2 separate regions of the Homo sapiens genome follow, and region 1 is linked to region 2. A link is a loop called in an ENCODE intact Hi-C map of the cell type or tissue named here. Cell type or tissue: ascending aorta. All regions are shown on one strand.

The links. Hi-C counts contacts between places; a loop is a spot of excess contacts. Peaks named below come from ENCODE experiments on the same cell type or tissue, not always from the same donor. Only the 100,000 strongest peaks of a DNase experiment are listed, where the experiment ranks them.
Region 1: a loop joins it to region 2, with 6 times the contacts of the local background. A loop is called at or near these places in 9 of 110 quality-filtered maps.

What each region holds. Positions count from the first base shown.
Region 1 is chr18:32,285,161-32,290,160 of GRCh38, reverse strand. It overlaps GAREM1 (GRB2 associated regulator of MAPK1 subtype 1), which reads left to right. Exons shown (of 6, transcript NM_001242409.2): 4 at 1,958-3,130. Among named protein-coding and RNA genes, the nearest start is that of MEP1B, 98 kb to the right of the region's middle. In ascending aorta, a CTCF peak has its summit at 475 (motif pointing left); DNase peaks (open chromatin) are centred at 419 and 2,740; H3K4me3 peaks cover 2,596 bases; H3K27ac peaks cover 2,935 bases.
Region 2 is chr18:32,347,357-32,352,356 of GRCh38, reverse strand. All of the region lies in intron 2 of GAREM1 (GRB2 associated regulator of MAPK1 subtype 1), which reads left to right. Among named protein-coding and RNA genes, the nearest start is that of GAREM1, 120 kb to the left of the region's middle. In ascending aorta, no CTCF peak of the experiment used is centred here; a DNase peak (open chromatin) is centred at 2,396; H3K4me3 peaks cover 678 bases; H3K27ac peaks cover 5,000 bases.

The sequences.
Region 1 (5,000 bases), 62 kb after region 2:
TTTGAATGTATTTTATGAACTTAGTATATAATACTTTATATATTTTTAATTTATGATATAAAAGTATATAATATTAGTATACAGTAAAAGTGACACTGCAAATTAGTGATGAAAGGGATGACTCTTTAGGAAGTGCACTCAACACTCAGTTAACTTACACACACACACAAAAAAAAACCTACCTTAAATAAGCCACCAGAGTAAATACAGTTACATTCCCTGTTGGGCTAGTGGTTAGGATTCAAAAAATAGAGATACATAGCAAAGTATTAAAAGAAAACACTGGTAATTATACCAGCGTTTCTCAACCTCAGCACCACTGATATTTTTGCACTGGCTAATTCTTTGCTGTGGGGAGCTGTCCTGGGCATTATAGCATATTGAGCAGCTTCCCTGGCCTCTACCCACTAGATGCAAACAGCAGCTTCCCCAGTCATGGCAATCAAAGCTGTCTCCAAACATTGCCCCCTAGTGGGTATAGTCACCCCTGGTTCAGAATCATGAATCTATATCATCTCAGCTAGAAGCATAGCACCCAAGAATGAAATCACAAAGGAAAATTTTGAAAATATTGACTACATTTTAAAAAAAACAACTTTAATAGTTAAGCTATAAAATTGCAATTCAAACAACAAATGGAAGAATACATAGCACAAATGACATTTTCATTTACACAAAAAGTAATCAGTAAGAGATCTAAATAATTAGATAAATACTGAAAAATGAATATACCAATAAATATATTTAAAATATATTCAGCATGCATGCTTTACCTCTCATGCTGGTAAGCATGAAATAAACTTCAGTGTGAGTGTAGGGAGACATAATTTCATAAAGTGATAAAAGTATAAATAAGTATAACATTGATGAAAACACAGTGGGCAGTGCATATTAGACCTTTCAAATATATGCATATTAGCCAGGTGTGGTGGCTCACACCTGTAGTCTCAGATACTTGGGAGGGTTAGGTGGGAGGATTCCTTAAGCTTGGGAGGTCAAGGCTGCAGTGAGCTGTGATCATGCTGCTGCACTCCAGCCTGGGCAGCAAGATCCTGTCTTCAAAAACAAAACAAAACAAAACAAAAAAACAAATATATGCGTAGCTTTTGTCCCTGCAGTTTTTCTAGTACTTTATCCTAAGGAAATAATTGAGCTGTAAAAAAGTTCATTGCAGTACTATTTATAATTGCTAGACATTGGAAAAATCCATCTATATTTTTATTTTACAGTAAGGAACTAGTCAAATAATGCACATTCATACAAAATGGAATACATTAGGTTAGTATTACTATTGATGAAGGATATGCCCGGGGGAAATGGATACAGTTAGAAACTCAGGTAACAGAATTGTGTATATATGTATCTATTTGTATCTCTGAGATAGATGGATCAATTCTGTTTCTTTTTTCTATTTATATTTGACAGATTATCTTTAGTGATAAGATAGTATAGAAGTTCTTCATTTTTATATTTGTATTTTTAATATTTCTTCCAATTAAATAATGGATGTATAATTTTTTAAAAAATTGAGAAATACCACATTTTTAAGTTCTTTTTCTCAATTTCAAATTTTAAAAATTTAATAAAATTTTAAAAAGTAAAAAATTAAAATTTAAATAATAAAAAACAAGGAATTTTCTACATCAGCATTCATGAAAACATTTATAACTGCAAAAGAAAAAATGACAATATCCCTGTTAGTATCCATATGATAGATTACTCTGCATATATAGAGAAAAGAGATGTTTATAAGATTCTAAACTAATATCATCTTGAACAAATAGTAGTTATTGTTAATCACGTAAGTATAATAAAAGAAATGAGGTGTCTAAATTTAGTATTAAAGAAAAGCGCAGCATTTTCCTCTGTGTGTGTATTTGTGTGTGTCTTAATAGGAAGTTCTTTGCGTGAATAGATCAAAGGAAATGAACGTAAAATGTGATTTATTATATTGTAGGTTGCTTCAGGTGAATGCAATGAAGACACTGAAGTTTACAACATCACCCTGTGTACTGGGGATGAACTCACTCTAATGGGGCAGGCAGAAATCCTTTATGCAAAGACATTCAAGGAAAAGTCACGACTCAACACAATCTTCAAAAAGATTGGGAAGCTCAATTCCATCAGCAAGCTGGGAAAAGGCAAAATGCCGTGCCTCATTTGTATGAATCACCGGACCAACGAAAGCATTAGCCTTCCATTCCAGTGCAAGGGCAGATTTAGCACCCGAAGTCCCCTGGAACTTCAGATGCAAGAGGGCGAACACACCATCCGCAACATTGTGGAGAAAACCAGGCTTCCTGTGAATGTGACTGTGCCAAGCCCTCCACCGAGAAACCCATACGACCTCCACTTCATCCGTGAGGGGCACCGCTATAAGTTTGTGAACATCCAGACCAAGACGGTGGTGGTTTGCTGTGTGCTGCGGAACAACAAGATCCTCCCCATGCACTTTCCTTTGCACTTGACTGTCCCCAAGTTCAGCCTCCCAGAACACCTGGTGAAGGGAGAGAGCTGGCCCGAAACCCTGGTCCATCACTGGCTAGGTATCTGCCAAGAACAGTTCGACATCGATGAGTATTCACGGGCTGTCCGTGATGTGAAAACCGACTGGAATGAAGAATGCAAGAGCCCCAAGAAGGGTCGGTGCTCTGGCCACAACCACGTGCCCAATTCGCTCAGCTACGCCCGCGATGAGCTCACCCAGTCCTTCCACCGACTCTCGGTCTGTGTGTATGGCAACAATCTCCATGGCAACAGTGAGGTGAACCTTCATGGTTGCAGGGACCTGGGGGGAGATTGGGCTCCCTTTCCTCATGACATCCTGCCCTATCAGGACTCTGGAGATAGTGGGAGCGACTACCTTTTCCCAGAAGCTAGTGAAGAATCAGCAGGCATCCCGGGAAAGTCAGAACTTCCCTACGAAGAGCTGTGGCTGGAGGAAGGCAAGCCCAGCCATCAGCCTCTCACTCGCTCTCTGAGCGAGAAGAACAGATGTGATCAGTTTAGAGGTTCTGTCCGATCCAAATGTGCGACTTCTCCTCTTCCCATCCCTGGGACTCTGGGAGCAGCAGTGAAGTCTTCAGATACTGCCCTACCTCCACCTCCAGTGCCTCCCAAATCTGAAGCCGTAAGTCATTTCTGTTTTTGAATGCGGTGCCAGTCTTTCTGTCTCTCTGCTCAGTCATCCACTAATTTATTTTCTTAAAACTCCCCAACTGAAGATTGCAGAGTGAGCAAATTTGTTTAGTTTGGAGTGAGATACACATGCTAGCTTGATTATTTTGACCATTTAGGAATTAGAGTTTTACTCTATGTCTGATGAGAACCTCTTGGAGAGTTTTTAACAGGAGAGTTTTAAACATGACTTTTGCTGCTGCCCGGAGAATGGATAATAGGGAGGAGAGAGTAGAAGGTGGGAAGCAGAGAAGAGGCGACTGCATTAAGGTAGGTGCGAGGTGGTAAGGCCCTAAACCGTGGCAGCTGGTAGTGGCTGGCAGAGAGAGACGGCTGCTTCAGACTGTTTCATAGGTAAACCCAACAATATTTACTTGTGAGTTGGATGTCAGGCATGAAGAAAAGAGAGCAATCAAAGAAAACTCCTAGATTTTTAGCCTGGGCAACAGAATGGATATTAGTGTCATTTACTGTGATGGGGAAGACTGAAGGAGGAGTAAATTTATTTGGTGGTGGGAGGGGAAGCAGAGGAAAATCAAGAGGCAGTAGCCTCACTTATAACTCTTTCCTATATCCCTGAAGTTACACTGAGATCAAAGCATAGCGGATGTGCTAATGTATTATACACACACACACACACACACACACACACACACACACACTCCAGAACCAGGTGCCAGGGTAGTTCTATTTAACACCTTAAACATAACTCATTCAGAGCTTGATTCTAATGTAAAACTAAAATTTTGGTACAGTTCTGTTTAGAACAAGAGAAAGGGCCCTCTATTTTGACCATGTTCTTCAATTGGCAGCCACTCTGAACCTTTGCTACTCATTTTTGATCACTGAATTTCATTATCCCTGAGGGAGAAAGGGCTAGAGGTATTAAGTGTAATTCTATTAATTTATTTGACAGTATCTATTACAGTGGCTTTCTTTTTTCTATCTCTAGAAGAATCCTTTTTAAAAGAATTACATGAATCCCAATATATAGAAGAGTTCAAATCAAAACCTACCTGACCAAAGCACAGATTGTGGGGAAGGGGTCTTCCTTGGGTCCCTGCCCACTCTTTGCCCCTACCGGGTGATCTTAGGACACCTTTCTGGAACCCTGGGGCTATGCAGAACCGGGTTTTTAAAAACTATGGAATTACTAGGCTAGATGCTAGAAATACAATCATCAAGAAAACCTGGACTCTATCCCCTCGTACGTCTCAGTTTTACAGGGAAGGTAACAGATGAAAAGCAATGACTGTTAATACAAGTTAAAAGGTGATAAACAATAGGAAAACAAGAGAGAGATAATGTGTGGAGAATTCAGAAGAGACAGAGAAACTTCTAGTCGCGGGATGAATGAGAGGAGCCTCCATGGAGATTATGACATTTTAAATGAGTTTAGAAAATGTACCTGAATTGGAAGAGTAGAGAGATGAGAAAGAAGGACATTCCGGACAGAGCAGCATGAGCAACGAGCTGGAAGCTGGGGCAGCTTTAAGCATGTAAGAGGGAAAACAAGAAGTTCTGTGGGGCAGTTGAATAGGGCTGGATAGGGTGCAGGAAGGGCAGTGGTGGCTGAAAGGCTGGTGCCAGGGCATGGACAGCCCTGGGTGTCAGGCAGCAGTTTGTGCCAGGCTCCACGCTTAGCTGTCCATAAAGAGCCCTCATTGCTGCAGAGCTTTCCTGAGAGAGGACCCACCTCTGGCCCTCTGTTGCAGGGCTTGAGAGCTCCCCAGCAGCTACAGGTCTGGACTTGCCCTTGATCCTTACAGGATCCTCTGGGGACCATCAGGCACAAGCCCAGAGATCCCTGTATTCACTAAATA
Region 2 (5,000 bases):
CGCCCCAGGTGTCGCTGGCCACGGGATGCATTTTCCCCAGTGTTCTGAGTTACTCCTGGCCTTGTCTTAGTACTGTGTTTTAAATCCAGTTTTGTGGGCTGATCTGACAACTTAACCTCAAATTTTATTCTTGTTTCCCTGGGAAAATATTAAAATTTTGCAGAACTGACTAATAAATGAACTTTTGGAATACCATATGTTTGTAAATGGGTGGCTGCCTGTTTTCTGATAATGGTGTATCCTGTAGTGGCTCAGAATGCCTTTGTTTGGGTTTGGAGGTGAAGAGAAAGAAAGGATGTTTGGTTTGTTTTAACACTGAGAATTTTTGGCTCTAAAAGTACTTTGTAATCATTTTAATTTTTATTATTCTTTCATTTAAATTGGGACATTTGTACCAAAAATGTCTTTCAGATTCATGTAATTCCTTATATCTATCAACAGTTGTGTACCTATGCTGAAGAAAAAATTACTTTACACAGGCATTTCTCTATGGCATGGAAACTAATAATTCTTTTCAAAGAATATGCTGAGAATTTGAAAGTAGGGTAGCCGGTCAGGCCTAAACCTTGGTATCAAGTCATGCTGTGTAAAAGATGGCTTTTCACATAATTGTTTTAGTGATGTGTTCTGTCTGTGTAAGTAAAAAAAAAAAAAAGAGAGAGGGTATTGCTTGAGAGATATTTACTTTTCCATTTTTCTGTATATTTTTTAGAATATTTATTAACCAGGTTATCAGGACACTGTGTGTGTAGCATCATCCTAGAAGTAATTATCCACATACTTCTCTTGGTTAAACTTAACTACATGAAGTGTGTCCTCAGGAACTTAGCTGAACTGTGTGAAACCCATTCAGTTCACACAGGCCCTTGAATGTGCACTTTAAAGCTTTTCATGGAAAATGTCTGAACCTTTATTAATATATTGTTTATATCTGAATTAAGTTAGGGCCAAGAACTGTAATTATTTTTCTCCTGCTTGCATCAATAGTTTTACATAGGCCTTCTCTGCTGATAAATTTGAGTCAGATTAATGAGTAATAAATCTAAAGATAACCTTTTAAAACCATTGGAGAGCCAAGAAAGTGAACATATAATTATGATTTAAAAGGATATGTGACTAAGGCACTCAGATGTGTTTCATCTGGTGCCTGGGTGTTCATTTCTAGTTTTAACGCAATTGAATGAAAATTACTTCCTAATTCCATCAAAATAGCATCATTGGCTACTTTAGACTTTTTAGAGTTGATGTTAGGAAATACACCAGTACACCATACAAAATTAGAAATTGAGGAATCAGAAGGACCAGAAGTTCAACCAAAGGACTAAGAAATAGTAAGTTCCTAGAAAAATTCAAGTCAACTTTTTCTACATAACATTTTGCCAGTATTTGTACTCTTCCTAATTAAAAATGGGCATACCATTTAAAAACATACTGTATTTATCAAAAGTAGGAATTTGTCTAATAAATTGAAATTTTGTTTAAACATCATGCTTTACATTCCTGATATGCCATAAAACTTAATGGTGGACCAGAAATGTAAAAGCTTGACCAGTTGGGTTTCATGTATACTTTGAAACCAGAAGGCCATCACTTGGTTGTTTGTTTCTACAGTAGAAATGAAAACAATTTATTGTTTGCTAAATAATGGACACACTTTAAGAATTTTAAAGTGATTCGTAACCTTCAAGAGTTTACTTGGCATGTACAGCTGTTTTTAAAATTGCATTGAAATGCTGTTTTCAAATATCCTAGAGAGAAGGGGTCTTGTTTTTAGTCTGAAGCAATATCAGATCACATATATAGTCAGAAATATCATAAGTTTGAGTAGAAATGTTTATCCTTCCTTCTACCTAACTTAAATGCCTTTGGATCTCTATTTAATGTGTTGAGAGACCCTGACTCTATTTTTAAAGAAATTGAGGCAAGAGTATACTAATATTAGCCAAAAATCCTTCAGTTGGATACATTAAATAATTTTAAGAAACCAACAAAAAATCTAATCAGTGCATTGTAATAGTAGTTGTATTAAGGTTGAACTGTTAGAGGTGATTTATTTCTTATTTTCCAAACTATAAAGTGGTTATATTACTTTCATAAATAGACTTTTAAAAACATGTCTCCATGTGTATATATATTTAGAGAGGAGAGAGCCTCTGAATGACTCATTCTGGAAAAAAAGGGGGGCAGTTTTCAACTTTTCAAATAGCTTTCTTTTCTCTTCTTCCCATTTCTTCACTGAAAATTGCCAGTTACTGTATATAAAAAGTGTTCCTTTTCTTTTAACCATTTCTGCTTCCTGCCAAGGTGTAAATCAGAAAGCCCAAGTTTCTTTCTCCCACTTCATAAACAAGACTTCGTTCTGCTTCAGACACTTGGAGCCCTGCCAGAGTTGTCATGATGATGTCAGTTTACCAAGAATGTTCACATTTCTCATGCTGTGTTCCACATTCCCTGGACTCGAGCAAATGTCCTTTTAGAGCTCACTGAAGTTTCAGGATTGGATTTAAAAAGCATGCCTTGTTTTCAGTACTTGCCCTTCATGTGCTACCTTTTCAGAATCAGGGATCCATTTTTAACAGCTTGACAGTTTACAAGCCCACACGATACATTTTGTATTTGTCGATTAAATACAGAATGACCAAAAGTTTATCAGTTGGTGAAACCAGTCAGATTTGCTAGTTTAACAAATTGGAATTTTATTAATAGTATTCTCTCATTTAGCAAGTATTTATTTTATATCTATATTTATAATTTATGATGTTTCATTGATTTTTTAAATTTCCTTTTCACAAATAACAATGACATCTACCTATTTTGGGGGAAGTAATACCTCTGTGTAGGAGATGGAACTTATCAGATGAATTCTGATACCTTGTATTATTTCTTGATTCTTGGCTAGCTGATTGGAAACCACTATGATATACATCATTGTATCTAATTATTTAATAAATGATTTGAGCCTGTAAGCCATAAATATTAGAAAATCCAGACGGTTTTTGAAACTTATTTAGAGAGATGGCTATGATTGAAGGGAGTAGTTGAACTTTGTGTATACCTTGTCCTGGTAAATTTAATGGACATCTCATTTATACAGAAGTTCAGAGGGCCATGAAGAGTTCAGTCCTTCTAACATTTAAAATGTGTTGAAGCCCAATTTTATGGATTTTTGTAGAACAAAGGTTTAAAATAAAACCTGTTCTATTTTATATCTGCTGCATTTGATCTAGTTATCCCATGTAATTCAATACTGTGCAGAATTTTATTTCTGAAATGATCCTTGAAAATCATATAGTCTGACTATAATTTTACAGGTAAGTCTTGGATAACTGAATGATTCTGGATAGTTTTAACTACATGTTCAGAAAATTGGACTAAATAAGATAAATTCTGTGAAATATATTAGTCCTCAGAATTCTTTGTAAATGCCCAACAAATATGGATGTGTTTATATGGATTTATTATAGTAGTTGCACATTGATGACCTAATTAACCTAAGAAACAAAATATCAGTACATAATTATTTATATTATAAACATATTTGATTTTTTAATATCCTCTCAACTTGAGTTGGCAAATTACATCTTTACAAGGAAAGAAAGGGGGAATTTTCTTGATTTATTTATTTATTTAGAGATGGAGTCTCATTCACTCAGTCACTCAGGCTGGAGTGCAGTGGCACGATCTTGCTCACTGAAACGTCTGCCTCCCAGGTTCAAACGATTCTCCTGCCTCAGCCTCCTCAGTAGCTGGAATTACAAGCACGCACCACCACGCCCAGCTAATTTTCGTATTTTTAGTAGAGATGGCGTTTCACCATGTTGGCCAGGCTGGTCTCGAACTCCTGGCCTCAAGTGATCTGCCCACTTCAGCCTCCCAAAGTGCTGGGATTACAGGTGTGAGCCACCACGCCCAGCCTTGACTTAATTTTAAAGTGGGCTTTGTTTGACTTTCTAGGCTGATGTTGAATATTGCCTACTTTTCATTTCTCTTATAATAATAATGTGAGCTACAGTTTTCTTTTAATCACCAAGTTTTGATTCACTCAAAATAATAGAACTTGAGATGGGTGCCAGCCAAAACACTAAGTATTGTTAATCATAGGCAAAACCCTGGTCCTCTGTCCTTTGTTCTCATTGAGTGGCGTAATGACTTGCTGAATTCCAATTCATAAACTCAAATCATTGTGAATTTTATGTTTAATCCTCCTAGCATTGCTCTATGGCAAATGTATCCTTTTGATAATTTTTAGAGCATTCCCTTGCGGCTTTTTATAGAAGTTTCAAAACAAGTTTAAACTAGGCAAATTAAAATCTAGTTTGAATACAGAGATTTTTAAATCTCTATTTTAAGAAATAATTGCAGATTCCAAAAGTAGTTTTCAAATTAGCAAGGAGGCCTCAACCAGTGTTTCATTCCCATTTTTGAACTCTTCATCACATTCTCTAGAATTTCAAGAGTGAATTTCCAGCGAGAAAAGGACCTGACACACGAGTGAAATGGTTACCTGGCATGAAAGGATATACAAGATGGTCTACTAAGCCACAGTTGTACTGTTTTTGATATTACCATTGTCTCTATATGGATAAGAACTGTCTTATAAACTCTGATATACTATTTGTCCCACTTTTATGCATTGTATAAAATAAGTAAATGTTTTGTTAATTGACATTGCTTTAGTCTTTCTGTAGTTTTGAGTTTAAGTTGTTGTGTGCATCTTAAGGCATTTCTCCAAGAAATATTTCCTAATTGACCCAGTTTGCTTTAGGAAAGTTCCCTCAGTTCGCCTTTGAAAAGACTGTTTTTCTAAATTTAGTGCTATTTAAGATTTCTTTTCTCTCCTTATTTTCCAATATGAACTCCAGTTTCTTCCTTTGTTCCCAAGCAGCCAACTAGAGTATTAGAGGGTCCTCCCTCAACCAGGACATGAGATTTATTTCCTTTGCTGCAGAGCAGTGCTTTCCATAGACTAGAGGTGCACTTAGTTTTCTTTTGTTTTTATT